Regions from separate parts of the Homo sapiens genome. Here region 1 is linked to region 2. Evidence: chromatin loops called from intact Hi-C (ENCODE). Cell type or tissue: tibial artery. All regions are shown on one strand. Links, peaks and the distances in the headings refer to the core of each region. The heading gives the core; the rest is flanking DNA.

Region 1 (10,535 bases), core at 1,204-9,203, 55 kb before region 2:
AAACAACAGCAATAAGCATGCATTCCGTTACCAAGGGAGGAACCAGAGAAGCTGGGGTTGGTGGGGTAGGCGGGGCCACCTTTCTGCTCAAGGCCTTCAGATCAGTCCCAGCAATGGCCTTCAAAGCCCTTCATAATTTAGTCTCTCGTTGCCTGTCTGACTTCAGCTCTTACTACTCCTTCCATTCCCCACTCTGCTCCAGCCACTGTCATTTCCTTGTTCTTCCTCAGCACTGCCCAGATGTGTTCCCACCACAGCACCTTGCACATGTTGTTCCTTCTGTCTGGAATATTTTCTCCCAGATATCCACAAAGCTTACTTTCTCATCTCCTTCAAGTCTTTGCTCAAATATAGTCTTTTTTTTTTTTAGATGGAGTCTCACTCTGTCACCTAGGCTGGAGTATAGTGGTGTGATCTCGGCTCACTGCAACCTCCGCCTCCTGGGTTGAAGAAATTCTCTGCCTCAGCCTCCCAAGTAGCTGGGATTACAGGCACCCACCACCTTACCCGGCTAATTTTTTGTATTTTTAGTAGAGAGGGGGTTTCGCCATCTTGGCCAAGCTGGTCTTGAACTCCTGACCTCATGATCCACCGGCATCGGCCTCTCAAAGTGCTGGGATTACAGGTGTGAGCCACCGCACCTGGCCACCCAAATATAGTCTTCTTAGTGAAACATCCCCTAATCACCCTGCTTCAAATTGCACACCCACCCCAGCTCTCCCCAACCCCTTTCATTCTTAATTTTCCTTCATGGCACTATTTGCTTTTTTGTAAACTCTATGACAGCAGGGATTTTTGAATGCTTAGTTTCAAAACATCGATGTATCCCCATCACTAATGTATCCCCCAATACCTGAACAGTGCCTGGCACACTGTAGATCTCTATACTAATTTGTTGAATTAATTAATTTTCATCAGGGGAATGAAACAATCTGATATACAATTTCAAAAGAGAGGAGTGGGCTATGGGAAATCGACTTGGGGGCAATGGTGAAATCAGGGAAAACCAGTTAGGATAACTTGTAGCAATCTAAGATAGAGATGGTAGTAACTTAGGCTAAGACAGTAGCTACAGAGGTGATCAGAGGTAAGACTTAGGTTGGGTTTTAGAGGAGAAATAGACATGACTTGATAATTAATAAAATGTAGAGGTAAAGGGAGATGAAGTGTCAAAGATGACTCCAAGAGCTGGGCACAGTGGTGTATGCCTGTAGTCCTAGCTACACAGGAGGCTGAGGCAGGTGGATCCCTTGTGCCCAGGAGTTTGAGACCAGCCTGGGAAAGACAGCAAGACCCTATCTTTAAAAAAAAAAAAAAAATTGTTTAAAGAAAAAGAATTTAAAAATTTTAAAAAATTGTTTTAATGACTCCAAGTGTCCGGTATGCTGAGGTGCCCATCCCTAGATAGGAAAGACTGGAGCAGTGTCAAAATCAGAATGAAAGATCAAAAGCTCCATTTTGGACATAGTTAAGTTAGAGATGTCTGAGCTCAGAAGCTCATCAACATATTAAAAGTATCTGAGGCTGGGAGTGGCTATGATCATCTGGCCCTAAGGAGACGTAAAGATGCCAGGTTCTGTATTAAGTTGATCAAAAGATCCTCAAATATGCAGCAAATATTCCTTGTCACTTTATGGACAACTGGATTCCTCTTAAGTTTTTTCTCTTGGTCAAAAGTGAATTGCAGCTGGGTGTGGTAGCTCACATCTGTAATCCCAGCACCTTAGGAGGCCAAGGCAGGCAGATCATTTGAACTCAGAAGTTCAAGACCAGCCTGGGCAATGTGGTGAAGCCCTGTTTCTATAAAAAAAAACACAAAAATTATCTGGGCATGGTGGCGCATGCCTGTAATCCCAGCTACATGGGAGGCTGAGGAGGGAGGATGGCTTGAGCCTGGGTGGTAGAGGTTGCAGTGAGCCAAGATGGTGCCACTGCACTCCAGCCTGGGCAACAGAGAGCCAGACCCTGTCTCAAAAAACAATAATAATAATTTAAAATTAAAAAAAAAAGTCAATCCCTGGCCAGGCATGGTGGCTCAAGCCTGTAAACCCAGCACCTTGGGAGGCCAAGGCAGGTGGATCACCTGAGGTTGGGAGTTCGAGACCAGCCTGACCAACATGGAGAAACCCCGTCTCTACTAAAAATACAAAATTAGCCAGGCACAGTGGTGCATGCCTGTAATCCCCAGCTACTCGGGAGGCTGAGGCAGGAGAATCGCTTGAACCCAGGAGGCAGAGGTTGCGGTGAGCCGAGATCCTGCCACTGTACTCCAGCCTGGGCAATTAGAGCATAACTCCATCTCAAAAAAAAAAAAAAAAGTTAATTCCCACATTCCAGTATGGCCGTTAGACCTTTCAAACAGGGCTTCTGCCCAGCCCCACCTCTGAGCGGATCCCTGCTCTGGAGTGACTTCTGCAACATTTTCTAAGTCTCTGATGCTTGGAACCAGCTGGGGCCAGCAGGGCTTCCCAGTGAGACACCTCAAGTCCGAATGAAGATCCATGTGAGCCACAATTTCTATTTCTTTTCTTCAGAAGAAGAAAGCACAGTCAGCCGAACGCTGTGGCTCATGCCTGTAATCCTAGCACTTTGGGAGGCCAAGGTGGGCGAATTGCCTGAGCTTAGGCATTCAAGAACAGCCTGGGCAACATGGCAAAACCCCATCTCTACTAAAAATACAAAAATTAGTAGGACATGGTAGCCCATGCCCATAGTCCCAGCTACTTGGGAGGCTGAGACAAGGGAATCACTTGAACCTGGGAACCTGAGGTTGCAGTGAGCCGAGATCATGCCACCACACTCCAGCCTGGGTGAGAAAGTGAGACCCTGTCTCAATTAAAAAAAAAAAAAAAAGAAGAAGAAGAAGAAGTAGAAGAAGAAAGCACAGGATTTTTCTCTTGGAGCATAGAAGGTCTTTCTAGGTATGACATAACACATAACCCATAAAAGGAAAGGTCAAGATTTTGACAATATAAAATAAAAATTCCACATTACAAAACCCACCATAAGCAAAATGCAAAAGACAGAAAATCAAACTGGAAAAAAATTAACACTCTCATTAGTGACAAATTTATCTTGTTGAAAGAAAAACTTCAGCCAAATTAAATTTAAAAGAGTTTAATTGAGCAATGAACGATTCATGAATCAGGCAGCCCCTAGAATCACAGCAGATTCAGAGAGACTCCAGCGGTTCCTCATGGTCAGAACAGATTTATAAATAAAAAAAGTAAAGTAATATACAAAAACCAGAAGTCGGCTCACGTAGTGAGCTCACTGCCTGTAATCCCAGCACTTTGGGAGGCCAAGGCGGTCGGATCACGAGGTCAGGAGATCGAGACCATCCCGACTAACACGGTGAAACCCCGTCTCTACTAAAAATACAAAAAATTAGCCGGGCATGGTGGCGGGCACCTTTAGTCCCAGCTACTCGGGAGGCTGAGGCAGGAGAATGGCATGAACCTGGGTGGTAGAGTTTGCAGTGAGCCAAGATCGCGCCACTGCACTCCAGCCTGGGGAACAGACTGAGACTCTGTCTCAAAAAAAAAAAAAAAAAAAAAGTGAGGTACAGAAACAGCTGGATGGGTTACAGGTTGGCCTTTGCCTTATTTGAACACAGTTTGAACACTCAGCAGTCTGTGAGTGGTTGAAGTATGGCTGCTGGGATTGGCCAAGACACAGCTATCATTACAGGTGTATAGTCTTAAATTAGGTTTTCAATCTTGTCTGCCTATTAAGCTATGTTACGATTTGTCTACAAGGACTCAAATATAGAAGTATGGAGTCCTTCTCAGGCCATATTTAGTTTGCTTTAACAATCTAAAAGCTAAGACTGAGGTGTCGGAGAAGCCAAGAGAAGAAAGTGTCAAAGATAATGAGAACAATCAAATGCATCCCATTCTGCTGAGAGGTCGAGAAGACAGAGACTGAAAAGGGCCCCTTAGATATGTTTATGTGGAGGTCACGAGGTGCCTTAGCCATTTTAATAGATTCGTGGTGGTCAAAATGCAAGGAAATGGGAATAGCATGTGCAGGACGTTCTTTTGAGATATGTTCTGTTAAACAGAGCAGAGAAACACCGATAGTGAAGGATACTGGGTTAGGTCTAGAAAGAAGCTTGCATTTGTTTTGTGTTGATTTACCTCATTTTGACTTTTAAAGATAGAATCTTGATTGGATTTTCAAATTGAGCAGGAGAGGTTGAAAATGTCAGAAAGAAAGAGTATGGCTAAGACTGTCTTTGTCCTCTAATAGCCATTCTCCCATCTTCTATGGTAGTACAGTCTGTGAATTTCAGCAGAGTAAATGACCTCCTGGAACAAAAATGACATTTCTTCACCTCCCTTGCAGTAGAATAATGTGTTCAAGTTCTAGCCATGGAAATAAGGGTAAAAATGTCTTGTGCAACTTCTAGGAAGTGTCCTTAAAGGGAAGGGCTCTGTTCTTTTTCCTGCTGGCAAGAGTGTAGAGATGATGGCTGGAGCATGAGCCACAAGGTGAAAGCCACATTTTGGGGATGGTGAGCAAGATCAAAGCAGCCTGGTTTCCTGCTCATCATATCGTTGTCATGCAAGTCCTGGATGGGCTATGTCTATGTGAGGGAGGAATAAATGCCGACCTCCTTTAAAGCTGCTGTTATTTTCAGTTTTTTGTCACTGATGACATAACTTAATATTAACTAGGAGAGGGCCAGGTGAGGTGGCTCACGCCTGTAATCTCAGCACTTTGGGAGGCCGAGGCAGGTGGATCACCTGAGGTCAGGAGTTTGAGACCAGTCTGGCCAATATGGTGAAACCCCATCTCTACTAAAAATACAAAAATCAGCCAGGCGTAGTGGTGCGTGCCTGTAGTCCCAGCTACTCAGAAGGCTGAGGCAGGAGAATCGCTTGAGCCTGGGTGGCAGAGGTTGCAGTGAGCCGAGATTATGGCACTGTACTCCAGCCTGGGTGACAGAGCGAAACTCCATCTCAAAAAAAAAAAAAAAAAAAAAAATTAACTAAGAGAAGGGGAATAGCTAATATAATCAGATCCCTGAGAGATAGAACAATATAAAAGTATCAGCCCTTTGTAAGAGGGATGCTTCATCTGCTGGGAACTGGGCTCAACTACTTGCTAGCTGTGTGATCTTAGGCAAGCTATGTAACTTCTCTGCACCTGTATTTCATCATCTGTAAAATATTAGGATATAACAGAGGGGGAAAGGGAGAGGATGGGTACAGATGCAAGCAGGGTTTTAATTTGTTGTAACAAAGACAAGGGAATGTCTCTCTGGATGGCTTCTAAATTATCTGTAAAATAGAAGGCAAAATCAGTAAGAGTGGGTGGTGTGAGGACAGAGGATGCAGAGATATGAAAAGATCTACAAAGCAATGAAAAAGTTAGAAAAAGTAGAAAAAGAGCAAGCTCACTAGAGAAACACGGAAAAATTGCCAGGCAGCACTGAGGGACCATGTGAGTCTGGGGATCATGAATTTATCATTATATCACTTTTTCTTTTTTTCTTTTCTTTTTTTTTTTGAGACGGAGTCGCGCTCTGTCGCCCAGGCTGGAGTGCAGTGGCTCGATCTCGGCTCACTGCAAGCTCCGCCTCCTGAGTTCACGCCATTCTCCTGCCTCAGCCTCCTGAGTAGCTGGGACCACAGGCGCCCACCACCACGCCTGGCTAATATTTTGTATTTTTAGTAGAGATGGGGTTTCGCCGTGTTAGCCAGGATGGTCTCGATCCCCTGACATCGTGATCCACCCGCCTTGGCCTCCCAAAGCGCTGGGATTACAGGCGTGAGCCACCGCGCCCGGCCTTATATCACTTTTTCTAGCTATAGAATTTGCTGTAACAATTTCAGCTACTCTGGTTCAGAAGAAGAAAATGAAAGTAATTGGGATCATTTGAGACTGGAGTTCAGCCAGATGAAAATGACAGAGGAGAGGGGAACACAGGAGCTGAGCATATCTGCAAAGGAATTACTATAATGTTAGATTATAAAGTATTATTTTAAACAGACAGGAAGCCAGGAGCAGGTGGGTAAACAGAGAGAAAAGGAAGATAGACTGGATGCATTGATGAAGTCAGAGAGCTATTGCATTGGGGGTGGTGCCCATCCACCACACCACCCATGCACTCATGTGCACACAAATGTGCATGCACAACCATATATATTGGTTTCCTAGTTCAATTTCTGTTTGGAAGCTGAAAAATATCCTCCCAAGGATTAGCTTCTTCAGAGAATAGAGATGGTAAAGAAAAAAAAATGTAAAACTGTCTAGGTTTCAGGACTAGATTTCACCCTTGTTCAGCCTACCCAAGTACAGGGCTGAGACACTTCCTTCCACATTACACTCCCCTTCCTGTGTGTCAAAGATCTGACTGCTTCAGTGGAGCTTACAAGTATCCTGAGTCGTTTTAAGTGAATGTCCACATGAGACAGTGTGGTTGGAGTGTGGCAATATCTCAGGACACAGAGAGGTGACCTTCATCCTATATAAGATGTAGGTAGCTGCGGATGGAAAGCCTTCTCCCAGGAACGACTGGAAGATCATCTGTCAACACTGGTGACATTGGGTGCTCACGTGACTGTTGACAGGAGGTCTGCAGGGGACAGCTTCTATGTTGCTTCCTCATGCTGGCTGATGGGGTGAGGCAAGTATGTTATTCTTGCCCCTATCCTCTCCTGAGCTGGAGTCTTCTGTAGGGCAGGGCTTTTCCTACTAACAGGTATATCCCCAGCTTCTTGGTCTGGGCCTGACACAGAACAGTGTGTGTGTTGGCGGCGGTGGGTGGGAATAAATGGATGATTTCCTGACAATAGATGGAGCTAAGTTATTGTCATTAAGTAAATACTCCCTACGTCTTCCACAGGGCGGGGTGGCGAAGGGCAGTTTTTAACATTTAACTTTTCCTTCAGCCTCCACCTCACTGTAACCATAGATTTCCTCTCTCCTGTCAATGGACAGTGTGGATAAGGCATGGAAAACTGGGGAGAGTTATCAGCTAGACCTCATTAAATCAATGATAGTCAATACAGATACAGCATCTACTATGTATAAGGTGGTAGATTCTGTATAGTTGGTAATGAAATATAAGATGCAACTTTAAAAGTTTGCATCAGATACTAAAAGTCTTCCTCTGTCACATCTATTAATCTAAGTACTGTCTCATTGTAACTTCACAACCTTATATTATCTATTATCTTCATGTCACACAGAAAGAAATTGAAGCTCAAAAAGTGATGTGCTTTGTCCAGGTCACACAACTAATAAGTGGCAGAACAAAGATTCTAATCCAGATAGCTTGAATTTAAATTGCAGCCCCTACTATTGGGGGTTCTACATACACTGCGTTGGAATTGCCTGTCAAGAAAAATTTCTTCTGGATTTGAGCTCTTAAAGGTATAGATTACTAGCTTTCCAGTAATCCCTAAAATTTCCACAAGAGGGAGACCTTTCCCCATCAGTGCTGGGCTGCTGTCTGGAATTTCGAATTCAATTTGCAGTTTCACAGACAGCTCAAGAATTGGCTGGCCACTTGAACAGAATTTGTATAGGTTTCCTTTTTTTTTATTTTTAATTTTTTTTGAGACAGAGTTTCACTCTTGTTGCCCAGGCTGGAGTGCAATGGTCTGATCTCAGCTTACTGCAACCTCCGCCTCCCAAGTTCAAGCAATTCTCCTGCCTCAGCCTCCGGAGTAGCTGGGATTACAGGCATGCACCACCACGCCCGGCTAATTTTGTATTTTTAGTAGAGACGGGGTTTCTCCATATTGAGGCTGGTCTCGAACTCCTGATCTCAGGTGATCCGCCCACCTAGGCCTCCCAAAGTGCTGGGATTACAGGCGTGAGCCACCGTGCTCAGCTGTTTGTACAGGTTTCCTGACACAACAAAATGTAAGTACCCTAAGCGAATGTCTGCTTAAATTAACCCAGATTAACTAAGAAGTTATCTGTCCCAACCAAGCAGCCCATTTTGTCCCTCTGCCAATCACTCTCCAAGCCAGGGACTCAGTTCGCCACTGAGGCAGAGGCTGTATAACTTTAGATCTTTAAACACCAGCCTTGCTCTCCCTTCCCCAAGTTCTAGTCATTATCCAATAGCCTAGAAGCCTGCACAATAGGTTTCAGAAGTTCTAAAACCCAGAGAAAGTCAAGAATAAGGTTGTCTCACCTTTCCCACTACCAGCCCTGCAGAAAACTTTGTTCATAATGAATTTTCCCACCTCCTAGGCCTCAACCACTATCCAAGGGCTTACAGAGACAGTGTCTGAGCAACAGGTACGGAATCCTATCATGTCGTACCAGGAACCACTTTTCAGCAAAAGAGGTGTAAAGCGGGCACATGACTTTTGTGTCCACTGGTCACATTACAGCCGACCACCCAGAAACTGCCAGCCTAACACAGTGATAGAATCAGCTGTAGATGCACAGCTGAAGCACAAACATGGAAGTAATTCCTAGAGAGGAGGAGGTGCCACCTTCTAGCATGCAGTATACACTTTAAACCAACAACCTGGTGTTCTGTTCCCAAAAGGTAAAACACATGGGTTCAGAACCAAAGAGAGAAAGCAGGCGTGGCTCTGTTCGCCATCACTCCCAGGAATCTACTTGGGAAATTTGTGCTTTCTGCCCCTACAACTCTAGGCTCTGCTGCTTTAGAGGCTCTGATTCCCAATGGGGAAATGTGTCCAGCAGGTGAATGGGTTATGGTTGTTGCCTAGGAACTCTGGGCTCCTGCGTGCAGGGGCCAGCAGGCAAGAAGAGGCATGATCATGGTGGCTGTAGCGTTGATCCTGATTGTCATTGTTGATCCTGATAATACAACTGTTACAAAATGGAGACATGGGGGAATATGCTTGGCATCCAGCTGGCCCACTTGGGTGCCTCTTGGTAGTCCCTGCCCTATTTTGATGGTAAAAAGACAAGTGCAGGAGCATGGCTTGAGGAGAGCATGGATAGTGAGGCTCAGACCCCCCAGGGAGAAAGTTTGCATTACACCATCAGGTAAGCCACTGAAATCAGCAGAGGTGCTCTCTAAGGGTGAAGGAAAGCTAAAATGGATAAAAGAGGAAAATGATGAGTATCAGTTGCTGTCCTGAGAGAGGCTTCAGAGAGCTATAATTCTTTCCACTATCTTTCTTCTAATTTCCACCATGAAGAGAGACTCATTAGTCATTAGTATGCTAGAGGAGCTGTTCCAGACTTCTGTGAAATGAATCCAAGTGGCACAAGAGGTAGTCTGTGGTGGACACTGTGATGTGCCACCTGACCTGCCTTCAGGAACAAAGGGCTTATTCCCCCATGTAGACCAAAAATAAAATTCTAAGCTCCCCCAACCAACTGACAGAGTCCCCTCTCTCCCAAAGACATTCCAAACTAAACCAGAAAATCTAGTTCAGGCCATGATTGAAAGTGGGGATTGGACATGCCTCATCATACTCTTCTCTCTCAGAATTGGGAACAAGTGACGAGCATTAACATTTAAAAAGATCTGGCCGGGTGCAGTGGCTCACGCCTGTAATCCCAGCACTTTGGGAGGCCGAGGCAGGTGGATCATGAGGTCAGGAGTTCAAGACTAGCCTGGCCAACATGGTTAAACCCCGTCTCTACTAAAAATACAAAAATTAGCTGGGCGTGGGGGCAGGTGCCTGCAATCCCAGCTATTTGGGAGGCTGAGGCAGAGAATTGCTTGAACCTGGGAGGCGAAGGTTGCAGTGAGCCGAGATCGCACCACTGCACTCCAGCCTGGGCGAGAGAGCAAGACTCCGTCTCAAAAAATAAAAAATAAAATCATAAATAATAAATAAATAAAAGATCTTAATGGGGAAAACCTACATTCTGTAGACAATCCCTTTTTTTCTCCAGGTCTCTCCTCTGATCCAGGAGAAAATTAAGAGTCTGGCACCTGTTTAGGTCTGATAAGCGCTCTGATGCCTGATACATGGAGGTTTCATCTGCATGATAAAATCTTGGTCTCCGGGTCAGGCTTGGTGGCTCACGCCTGTAATCCCAGCACTTTGGGAGGCCAAGGCGGGTGGATCACCTGAGGTCGGGGGTTTGAGACCGGCCTGGCCAACATGGCAAAATCCCATCTCTACTAAAAATACAAAAATTAGCCACGCATGGTGGCAGGCACCTGTAATCCCAGCTACAAGAGAATCACTTGAACCCAGGAGGCGGAAGTTGCAGAATCACTTGAACCCGGGAGGCAGAGGTTGCAGTGAGCCAAGATCGTGCCACTGCACTCCACCCTGGGTGACAGAGCAAGACTCTGTCTCAAAAAACAAAACAGAACAAAAACAAACTAACAAACAAAAATCTTGGTCTCACAACACCTCCTTATCTTAACCTAGACATTCTTTTTTTTTTTTTTTTTTTGAGACAGAGTTTCGCTTTTGCCGCCCAGGCTGGAGTGCAATGGACCCATCTTGGCTCACTGCAACCTCCACCTCCCGGGTTCAAGCGATTCTCCTGCCTCAGCCTCCCGAGTAGCTGGGATTACAGGCACCTGCCACCATGCCTGGCTAATTTTTTGTATTTTTAGTAGAGAT
Region 2 (10,535 bases), core at 1,030-9,029:
GAACTCCTGGCCTCAAGTGATCCTCCCAATTTGGCCTCCCAAAGCACTGGGATTTAGGCATAAGCCACTGCACTTGGCCCAGATAATCAATGTTGATGTTTAATTTGGGTGGGAGAAAAATAGCTTTCAGGGAATGGAAGACTGTGACAGTAACAAAGTCAAAGAGCAGGAATGTGGGAGTGAAGTGAGGGAGGCAGAAGGATAAGGGCCTGCACTCACAAGAGAGATACTGGAATTTAAGGAATTTCTTCAACAGGTGGAGCAATTGTGAGTGATGAATAGGGTTAAAGTTTGGCCATAGTAATTGGGTAGCTGGTGTGGGGACATCAGTCTGCAAAGCCTTCAGCAACTGAGAGAACATAGGAGGCTGGTAGATGATGGCCATTGGAATAGTAGGGAGAATGATATGGCTTACATCCATGATGCTGAAGGAGAAGGAATTTAACAGCATGAAAAGGGGGAAAATGGTGCAGATGTGCTGATACAGCTTCCCATCCACTGGGGAAGCTACAGGGGAAGAAAGAGGGGCCCTGGGGTAGAGCCTGTTCTCAAGGCTGGAGGTAAAGACATAGAGATGTTTGTACATGTAAACGATGTACGTGTACATGTTTGTACATGTAAAAGACATAGGGAAGCTTGTTAGCCATGGAGTATGACTCTGAAAAGGTACCATGGAAAATCAAGGAAGAAGAAGCAGGATGACGAACCAGGAAAAGGGGCCATAGCGCAGTTTGGAAGTGAGATTCCTCTTTCTCTCACCTTCAGATCCAATCCATCAGCAAGTCCTATAGACTGTGTCTTCTAAATATTTTTTATCAGCCCACTACTCCACCATTGCCATGTGTCCAGGTGCCATGATCTACCAGATTAGCCACAGCATCAACCTCCACAATGGTCTGCCCACATCTGCTGGGGTTTTCTTTCACCTGGTATCCACTCTGCAGCAATCAGAGAAATCTTTCTCAAATGTAAATCTCATCACCTCACTTTCTTCCTGTCTAAAATCCCTCAGTAGGTCTCTATTGCTCCCAAAATAGACAATATCCATGCTTCCTAGACTGCCATGGAAGGCCTCCTGTGAACTGGTATGTTCCTGCCTCCCTCTCCAGTCTCATCTCACCAGCCCCTCACACATCCCCTGTACTCCAGCCCTGTGGGGCTGGTTGCAGTTTGCACCCCTTGTTGTCCCTTCTCTCCTTTCCTCTGCTCATAATGCTCCCTGGGATGGTAATGCATAGTTGGCAGTGAATATATATTTACTAAAGGAATTGCATAAATTTTACTCATCTTTAAAAATTGAACTAAGTGTTTATTATATATGAAGCCTTTCCTAACCCCTTCTTCATCCTAAGTATTGCTGGCTCCACTGTCCTTTGTATATTGAGTCTTCCATCTTAGTATCTATCTCACTGTATTGCATTTACTTGATGCTTTTTCTGTGTTCCCCTCCTGACTGTGATAGAGCGGCAGATTCTTGAGGGTAGAATGGCAAGCTGCTCTGCACATAGGTGATGCTAAGTGAATGAATGAAAGAAGTATAAGTTGGACCTTTTTATGGTCTGAATATTGGCATCTCCCCCAAATTCATATGTTGGAACCAAATGTCACTAATGTGATAGCATTAGGAGGGGGAGACTTTTGGAAGTGATTAAGTCACATGGGTTTCAACCTCATGGAAGGGATTAGTGTCCTTATAAAAGAGCCCAAAGGGAGCTGCTTGTCCCTTTTTCACCATGTGAGAACACAGCAAAAAGGTGCCATCTTCGAAGCAGAAGAAGCACTCAGCAGACACTGAATCTGCTGGAGCCTTGATCTTGGACTTTCCAGCCTCCAGAATTGTGAACAATAAATTCCTATTGCTGATAGATTACCCACTCTAAGATATTCTCTTATAGCAGCCTAAACTGACTGAAACAAACCATTTCTGGGAGTTCCCTGGAGACAAGCTAGAGGATTCCCTGCAAGAGAACACGTGGGAGGAAAGGAGAAAGGGGAGACTTAGTACTCCCTGCCTCCGAAAACAAGAGAAAGTTAACCTTGGGTATCACAGTTGTTGGATAACTGTTTAGACACCTCTAGGCTCCCTGGCATGATGCAGCAGTGGTCCCAAGTGTAGTGCATGAACTTGATAAGGACCAGACCTGAAACTCTGTCCTTGTCTCCACCCCTTAGACTAGCAGCCAACCCCGTGAGGGTAGCCATCCAAGACACCATTAGGAATGAAAAGTAAAGCTCAAGGTGCTCCTAAGGAGTAGACCCACAACCCTGCTGCTTGGCCCCTAACCTCTGTTCTCAGCTCCAGTCAACTTCCTAGTTAGACCCTAATCTGAGACACTGTCCCCCAGCTCCCAGCCCTTTAAGCTGGAGCCACTCTATAGCCTGGCCTCCCAGTACAAAGCCTTGTGTGACAGTCAGAGCTTGTTAGCTACTACTCTACCCATCAAAGTCCTACGGAGCAAATGGCTGACAGGTTGGGAGGGGCTGACTCCAGATCACATGAGGCCATGAGCCACAGTCTGGGTCTACGTCCAGAGCCCCTTCCCAAGACAGTTCAAGGGATGGGTTTGAGTCTATATTCATTGTCACTGGAAGGTGGGTGGCATTGTGTCTATTTTACAGGAAAGGAAAATGAGGCTAGGACACGGAAGCTCAGAATAAGGGCCCTCTGCTGGAAACTCAGGCTATTTTTTGAGGCTGAAACAAGCCAGCCTCCAACCTCAGCTGGGTTGTAAAGGCAGTGGAGGAACAGGGCCTTGTCTGAGACATAGCTACCTATAGTCTAGGCCCAATTCCCAGTTAAACAGCTGTCAGCAAATTTGGAACCCAAAGCCTTCACCAGTTTATGACCAGAAAATAACCAAGCACTGCAACCTCCTTGCCAGTGACATTTGCTGGTCTAGATGGTGCAGATACCCAGGAGGCTAATTGGGTAGGCCAGATCCTCTGTGCCAGCAAAGCTCCTGAGGCTCCAGCAAGACTCCCAGGGACTGTGTTCTGCAAATGTGCTCCATGGTGCCATTCATTCTTTCTTCTCTCTCTCCAGCTTGCCTCTGACACACAGCTGGTGTATTTCTGTTTCCCCACTTCAACTTCATTCCACTTGTCATGCCTAACTCATGGCAACACAAGCCATGAGTGGTGTTACTTGAATCACCCAGAACCATAATTTGAGGTCCCCCAGATTGGACCTCCTACCCCACAACTCTGAGCCAATCCTCTTTGCACATGCATAGTTGCCCCAGGCCCTGTTGTTTCTGATGCCTTGCGGCTGGGTTGTGGCCATCTACCAGCAAGTTGAATCAGAGTCCTAGCTCCACCTCTTACTTGCTGTATAAACTCAGCTGTTCCTCTTCCGACTCTGGTTCTCTTTCCCCCCACTATGTGTAGATAGTCTGCAAAGAGCTAGTTTATGATCTGGACCTAAGAATCATCTGCGCAGAGATAGGTTTGCCCCTTAGTGCTCCCCTCCCTTGTTTCTCACAGCCTTGTTTGAGCTCGACACCCTCAAAGGAGAAGTGCTAACTTTTCAACTCAAAGAAAGAAGATTGTTTCACGACCAAGGTCCCTTGATTCAAGTGAAGAAGCAATCTGTCTTTATTATGAGAAACTGGGGAGGTGGGGCCAGGCCAGACTCATGTCAGAAGGCCCCTCAGTGAGAAGCGAAGAAGCAATCTGTCTTTATTATGAGGAACTAGGAGGTGGGGCCAGGCCAGACTCATGTCAGAAGGCCCCTCAGTGAGTGCAGCCCAGGAGACTGGTCACATTCTGGGGTTGCGGAAGGGCCTTGGCTGCATTCAGTTTCTCCACATCACTGTAGCAGTACAAATTGGGACCATGGATGAGGTACAAGCCGGGACCATTGGCGGAACATGAGTTAGGGCCAAGGGACTTTTCCATACACAAGGCTCCGTCTACCTTCTCATGGGGCCAAGGAAGCTCTGTCCACGTGGCTTGGGCTCCTGACTTCAGGTCCAGCCACCACAGCCGCCGTCCTGGGGAGAAGGCACCAAACATAGCATGGCTTCCATGTCATGGGGATCCTGACCTAGGCCTTCTCATGCCCTGGGGATCCTGACCTAGGCCTTCTCATGCCCTGGTGGGGATCTATGCCACAGACAGGTAGCAGAACAAGCTGCCCTCTAAGCACCCAGAAGCCCCTCACCTGCCATGATATGGAGCCGAGAAGACCCAGGGCAGATAAAGGCCGCATCCACAGAGTCCAGGATAATCCCATGAGGGGTCCCGACTTCCTTCTCCAGCCGCTTCGGATAACCGCTTACTAGGGTATAGCCTCCCTTTGTCAGGAAGACATATACCTGGGTGCCCTGGAGGACAAAGGATGGTAATAAATACAGAGTTGGATATGCTTGTCCCAGTCTCTACCTCAAGCCTCTCCCCCAATACACACCTGGACCAGATAGAGTTTTTCTTCCCAGGAAAAGGCAGCATCCACTGCTGAAGGACCCTGGGGCCACTGATGAGCAATGGGCCAGCTATGCCAGCCATCCCGGCTGGTGTCCAGACGCCAGTAGTGGGTCCCTGTGGAATACCATAGGTTGCTCTAGGGCCGCTGGCAGAAGCCCAGGCAGAGAAGAGGCTAGTGATGAATGCAGAAATGAGTCATGAGAGGGAGAGAATGCATCCAGAGGCCAAGATGGAAGAGGCCAGGTGAGAAGGAGAAATAGAGCAAGACTTGGTCAGCAATGTTGGGCACTGTGCCCTGGCTGAAACTGGAATCAGCAGGTGCCTGAAAGAAAGGCAAGTGTGGAAAACAGTGGCTAAGTTTCCAGGTAAGGCCAACATCATGGGGTTGGCGGGCACTCCCTAAGGATTTCAGGTGTCCATGTACAGAGATGCGGTTATAGATAATGAAATACAGTGTCCAGAACTTAAAAAGGAAGCACCACTTCTACTGAATGTTCTCACTCTGGCTGTGTTCTCCAGTCTCTCCCTATGAGGTGGTGGAAGAGTGAGGGAGTAGCTGGGCTAGCACCCCGTTTTTCTTCTCCTCTTTTCACAACAACTTATTAAGGAATTATCTAGGCTCCCATTTGTCTTTTTTCCTCAATCCTCTTCAATTACACTTCTGTTTCCCTCAACCATTGAAATTGTTCTTATCCAGGTTGCTAGTATTCTCCAATTTGCGAAATCTCATGGTCAATTCTCTGTTCTCATCTGACCCTACCTCTCAGGAGCACTGGACTGCTCACTACTTCCTTCTCCTTTAAATGTCTTTTTTTGGAACTTGGCTTCTGTGACACCTGACTCTCCCAGTATTCCTCTTATCTTTTTTGACTACTCTTTTCTTCAACCTGATATCTAAATATTGGAATCCCCTACTTTGGGCCTCTTCTCTTCTCTCTCTACCTTCACTTCCTTGGTAATCTCACCTAGTCCAGGGGCTTTAAATGCCATCTATATGCTGATGACTTCCAATCTGTTCTCGTCAGCTCTGACTGACCTCTCCTTTGAGGTTTAGGCTCCAAATCAGCTGCCTACCTGACATGCTTATGGGGTGCCAATAGGCACCCAAAACCTAATATGCCCAAACTGATTTCTGCCCCCCACCAACACACACACTCCCTAGTCTTTCCCAATTTTAGAAAACAAAACCACCAGCCACTCAGTTGCTGAGTCCACGAAAGCTGAGTCATTCTTGAAGCCTCTTTTCCCTTCCCTACTCTGACTGATATCATTCATTCATTCATTTATTTAGAGACGGAGTTTCACTCTTGTTCCCCAGGCTGGAGTGCAATGGTGCAATCTCGGCTCACTGCAACATTCACCTCCCAGGTTCAAGCGATTCTCCTGCCTCAGCCTCCCAAGTAGGCTGAGATTACAGGCATGTGCCACCATTCCCAGCTAATTTTGTATTTTTAGTAGAGACGAGGTTTCACCATGTTGGTCAAGCTGGTCTCGAACTCCTGACCTCAGGTGATCCACTCGCCTTGGCCTCCCAAAGTGCTAGGATTACAGGCGTAAGCCACCACACCCGGCCTATCTTAGCTATTAGTTAATGCTGTCAGCTCTACCTCCAAAATATATCATGGTGATTCCTCACCACCTCTGCTGCTATCATCCTAGTCCAAGCGGTCATCACCTCTAATTTGGACAACTGCACGGATTGCTAGCTGGATTCCTTGCTTACATGCTTGTACTTTTATAACTTATGTTCTGCAAAAAGTCAGAGTGATCTTTTATAAAAAATGAGTTAGAATATATCACAGCCCTGCTCAAGACTTTCTGATGACTCCCTTTTATGGTTGAAAACCCTTACCAGGTCTAGGTAACCTGGCCACTGCCGTCCCTGCCCTTTCAAGTCACCCACCTGCTCTTTCTCTGTGTTCCAGCCTCACCAGGCTTCCTTCTTGATTCCTTGAAGTATGTGCTGCTCACCCTCCCTAAAATGCTTTTCCTCCAGCACATCGTGTGGTTAATTCCTTCTCATCACTGAAGTCTCAGCTCAAAAATCATTTCTTCAGAAGACAGCCCTCATTCTCCTCACCTCTATCCCACTATCCTGTCTTATTTTCTTTACAACCCTTAATATTACCTAAAATTATTCTCTTTCTTCCTTTCTCTTTCTTATTGTCCTCTCTCACTTTAGCAGAGCCTGTCAGGGCAGGCATCTTGTCTGCCATGTTGACTACTGTATCTCAGTGCCTAGGACAATGCCCACTTCTTATCAGATGCTCAACAAATATTTGTTGAGTAAATACCTAGTGTTCTTGCTGCTACCACAAGTTCTCTTATTAGCCGTGTACTGAGTATACAGCGGTGACTGACATATCCACCTCCCCTGGGAGGTTTCCCACTGAAATTACCCTGCTCAGGAACCATATTTATTTTATTTTATTTATTTGTTTTTTGAGACAGGGTCTCAATCTGTCACCCAGGCTGGATTGCAGAGGCACAGTCACGGTTCACTGCAATCTCTGCCTCCCACACTCGAGCAATCCTCCCACCTCAGCCTCCTGAACAGCTGGGACTACTGGTGCATGCCACCACACCTGGCTAATTTTTTGTATTTTTAGTAGAGATGAGATTTCACCATGTTGCCCAGGCTGGTCTAGAACTCCTGGACTCAAGTGATCTGCCCCCCTCGGCCTCCCACAGTGTTGGGATTATAGGCATGAGCCACCACACCTGGCCCAGGGGCCCTATTTTGAGAACCAGAGCTATGCTGCTTTGTGCAATGAAGTAAATGATGAGTTCCCAACCCATTAATGTAGCCAATACATAGGCTGGCAATCAACCACTTTAATGTGGTGTGGTCTGAAAATATGGACTGGGCCATTCAGATTCCCTCTCTGGAAATCTTACTAGGAAAAAAGAGCAACTGAGGGAGGTATCAGTTGGAACTGAGACTGAAAGATCATGAAGTAGTGAGAAAGTGGAGAGAACATGATGGTCCACGTGCAAGCCAAAGTTGTGAAGAAGCAAAGAGAATAGATAAAAACCTATGAGGGGCCAGGCGTGGTTGCTCATGCCTGTAATCCTAGCACTTTGGGAGGCCGAGGCAGGCGGATCACCTGAGGTCAGGAGTTCGAGACCAGCCTGGCCAACATGGTGAAACCCTATCTCTACTAAAAATACAAAAATTAAATTAATAAATAGTACATTGTAACCCAAAAAAAAATACAAAAATTAGCCAGGCATGGTGGTATGCGCCTGTAGTCCCAGCTATACGGGAGGCTGAGGCAGGAGGATCGCTTGAACCCAGGAGGCAGAGGTTGCAGTGAACCAAGATTGCGCCATTGCACTCCAGCCTGGGTGACAGAGTGAGACTCCATCTCAAACAACAGCAACAACAACAACAAAACTGTGAGTCAGAGAAAGAAAAATTTACCAGTGAGAGGGGAGGGACTGCCCCATGCTGTAGCTGGGTCATGTTGGTGATTTTACCAAAATAGTGCATTCTCACCTCAGCTAGGTATATATATATATATATGGGTTTTTTGTTTGTTTGTTTGTTTTGTTTTGTTTTTTGTTTTTGTTTTTTTTGAGACATGGTCTCACTCTGTCACCCAGGCTGGAGTGCAGTAGCACGATCACGGCTCACTGAAGCCTCGACCTTCCGGGCTCAGCCTCTGAAGTAGATGGGACTATAGGAACGCACTACCACACCCGACTAATTTTTATATTTTTTGTAGAGATGAGGTTTTGCCATGTTGCCCAGGCTGGTCTCAAACTCCTAGGCTCAAGCCGCTCAAGCAATCCACCTGCCTCAGCCTCCCAAAGTGCTAGGATTACAGGCGTGACTCACCACGCCCGGCCTGGGTATTTTTAATATAAGGTGTTCTCTCCATGCTGTGGGCTCTCTCAACAGCTATGGAACATACATGACATTTTTCATTTAGGAGTTCAGTAGCATTCTCATTATGGCCACATGGCCTTGAAGTTCTGTGATCTCTAGATGGCTTGGTGTCTCTCTCTATTTCTGTGTGTTTCCTGTGGCCCTGTTTTCACAATCTCTCACTCACTCTCTCTCTCTTTCTGCATTTCACTTTGTCTGTGTGTCCTCCCAATGGGCTCCCACCATGGCTGTGTGTTCTCTTGATACTTATGTGTTCTTACTATGGCGTATGTTCTCAGTTTAATGTTGTATTTTCACTACAGGTGTGTGTTTCATCTTAGCTGTATGTTCTTATTATAGTGTGCAATCCTGCTGTGGAGATTTGCTCTCCATGTGGTGATGTATTTTTCAACAGAACTTGATAGTCATAACTGGTCAAATTTGTCCAAGGGTCAGGAGCCAAAAAAATTTTGTGTGAAAAAAATATTTTCACGATTTTATATTCTTACCACTGTCCTAATTATACATATATCTCAGGTTGGATGTGATGTGGTTGCTCACTCCTCTTGGGGATATTCTCAACTGTGCAGCATGACTATTTACTGCCTGACTGAACTCAGAACAGCCCTAGGTATTATTAGATGGCTTTTACCAATTGATGCCACGGGTCAAGGGAGGGGTATCTCCATTGGCTACTCAGAGGAGAAACCTCCAGAGGCTAGTGAAGCCAGCCTCTAAAGGTCTAAAGTACCCAACACTTCTCAGCTGGTTCTCAGCAATGAGAACATCTCATCCCCAGGCAGTGCTATGCCCAGGGGTCTGGACATAGGAACCAGGAACCTGAAACAAGATGGAGTTCTGAGGATAAATCAGGGGGAGCCAGAGGACTCAGAAAGATATGCAAGAACAAAGGGAGGCAAGGAGGTACAGAGACACATAGAGGTCCAGGGAGCAAGGGAGAGCCAGAGGGCTCAGCAGGGCATTGAGCAAGGAGAACACAAGGAGTCATAGGGGCCCAGAGAGGTCCACAGGGGGCACAGCCATGGGAGTAGATGGTAGACAGGTAGATGAAGTTAGGGGCTTGGGCCGTGACAGACAAGATTGAGAAATATGCCTCAGAGATGAGGGATGCAGAAGGGCATGCAGAAGGATGGGGACAGAGGGGACAAAATAAGTGACACAGTGATGACAATGGAGAAATGTGTCAAGGATGGGAGATACAAGTAAAAGAGATGTGAGAGCACATTGGGGGAGTTGGGGGCATCTCTCACCACTGAAGGCATAGGTGGCACCATGGTTGTCAGACGTCAGTGCAGACAAGACTAGATGTGGGCTACAGCGCATATACTCAGGGCCATGGTGGGTACTGTTCCCATGGCCAGTCCCATTCCTGTGTCCATGGCCTGGAGAGAGAAATGGGTGAGGAGAACACAGAAGGAGGCCAGAGGTCAGAGTGAGGTCCAAGGTGGAAGAGATGGCTGGGGTTAGTGGGGTGTGGGTTTCCCCATATGAGGGCAATGGGAAAATCCAGAATGGAAATGGGGCTAGATTAAGGGCCAAGGTGTCGCAACACGGAGTTAAAGTGAGAGCTAGGACACGTGAGATCCACAAGCTCAGGGAAAGTGGATGAATTCTGACAGGTCTCAAGTGCTAGGGCTTTCTCACCTCTGCCAGGGCAGGGCATGAAGTAGTCTCGGACATCCCGCGGGTACCTGGGAGGCACCTCTCCCCTGACAGGGTCGAAGCGCAGGAATTGGTTACCCTGGAAGCAGTAGTAGCGGCCCAGCCATCTCAGGGCAGAGGAGCAGTTCCCAACAGCTGGCCAGGAACGCTCCTTCATGGTTCCCGTAGCCAAGTCCCAGAACCACTCGCGGTCACCTTTGTCCAATCAATCAACAGGCATTTGGTGAGACCGGGTTACGCCCTCCTTTGTGCTTTCTCTGGGTCCCAGGATGGGCCAGATAATGGTACTGACCACATGGAGCTCACAGCCATCAGAGAGATGGCTAAAGGAGGGTGATCATACACCAAAATTCAGCAGCAAAACACACAGGATCAGCTCAGCAAAGGCAGTGGGGAGAGTCTGGGAAAACTTCCCAGGGAAGATGATACTTAAAGTGAAATCTGAAGTAGGAATTAAAAGGCACACAAGGAGAGATGGAACCCCAGAGAGAGGAAAGATTCCAAAGCATGGAGCAAACTGAGTGTACAGAGAATAGCATAGGGTTTCTGGAGCTTA

What was found. Peaks named below come from ENCODE experiments on the same cell type or tissue, not always from the same donor. Only the 100,000 strongest peaks of a DNase experiment are listed, where the experiment ranks them.
Region 1: it touches region 2 in a loop (8-fold over the local background); 104 of 110 quality-filtered maps call a loop at or near these places.

What each region holds. Positions count from the first base shown.
Region 1 is chr11:6,372,014-6,382,548 of GRCh38, forward strand. No RefSeq gene overlaps it. Among named protein-coding and RNA genes, the nearest start is that of SMPD1, 13 kb to the right of the region's middle. In tibial artery, for the core only: a CTCF peak has its summit at 7,417 (motif pointing right); DNase peaks (open chromatin) are centred at 4,508 and 7,468; H3K27me3 peaks cover 195 bases.
Region 2 is chr11:6,427,479-6,438,013 of GRCh38, forward strand. HPX (hemopexin) reads right to left here. Exons shown (of 10, transcript NM_000613.3): 6 at 9,962-10,174; 7 at 9,568-9,699; 8 at 4,409-4,539; 9 at 4,163-4,325; 10 at 3,571-3,992. The coding sequence ends at 3,733. Among named protein-coding and RNA genes, the nearest start is that of HPX, 8.2 kb to the right of the region's middle. RefSeq lists an enhancer at 6,857-6,906 and a silencer at 8,372-8,571. In tibial artery, for the core only: no CTCF peak of the experiment used is centred there; no DNase peak of the experiment used is centred there.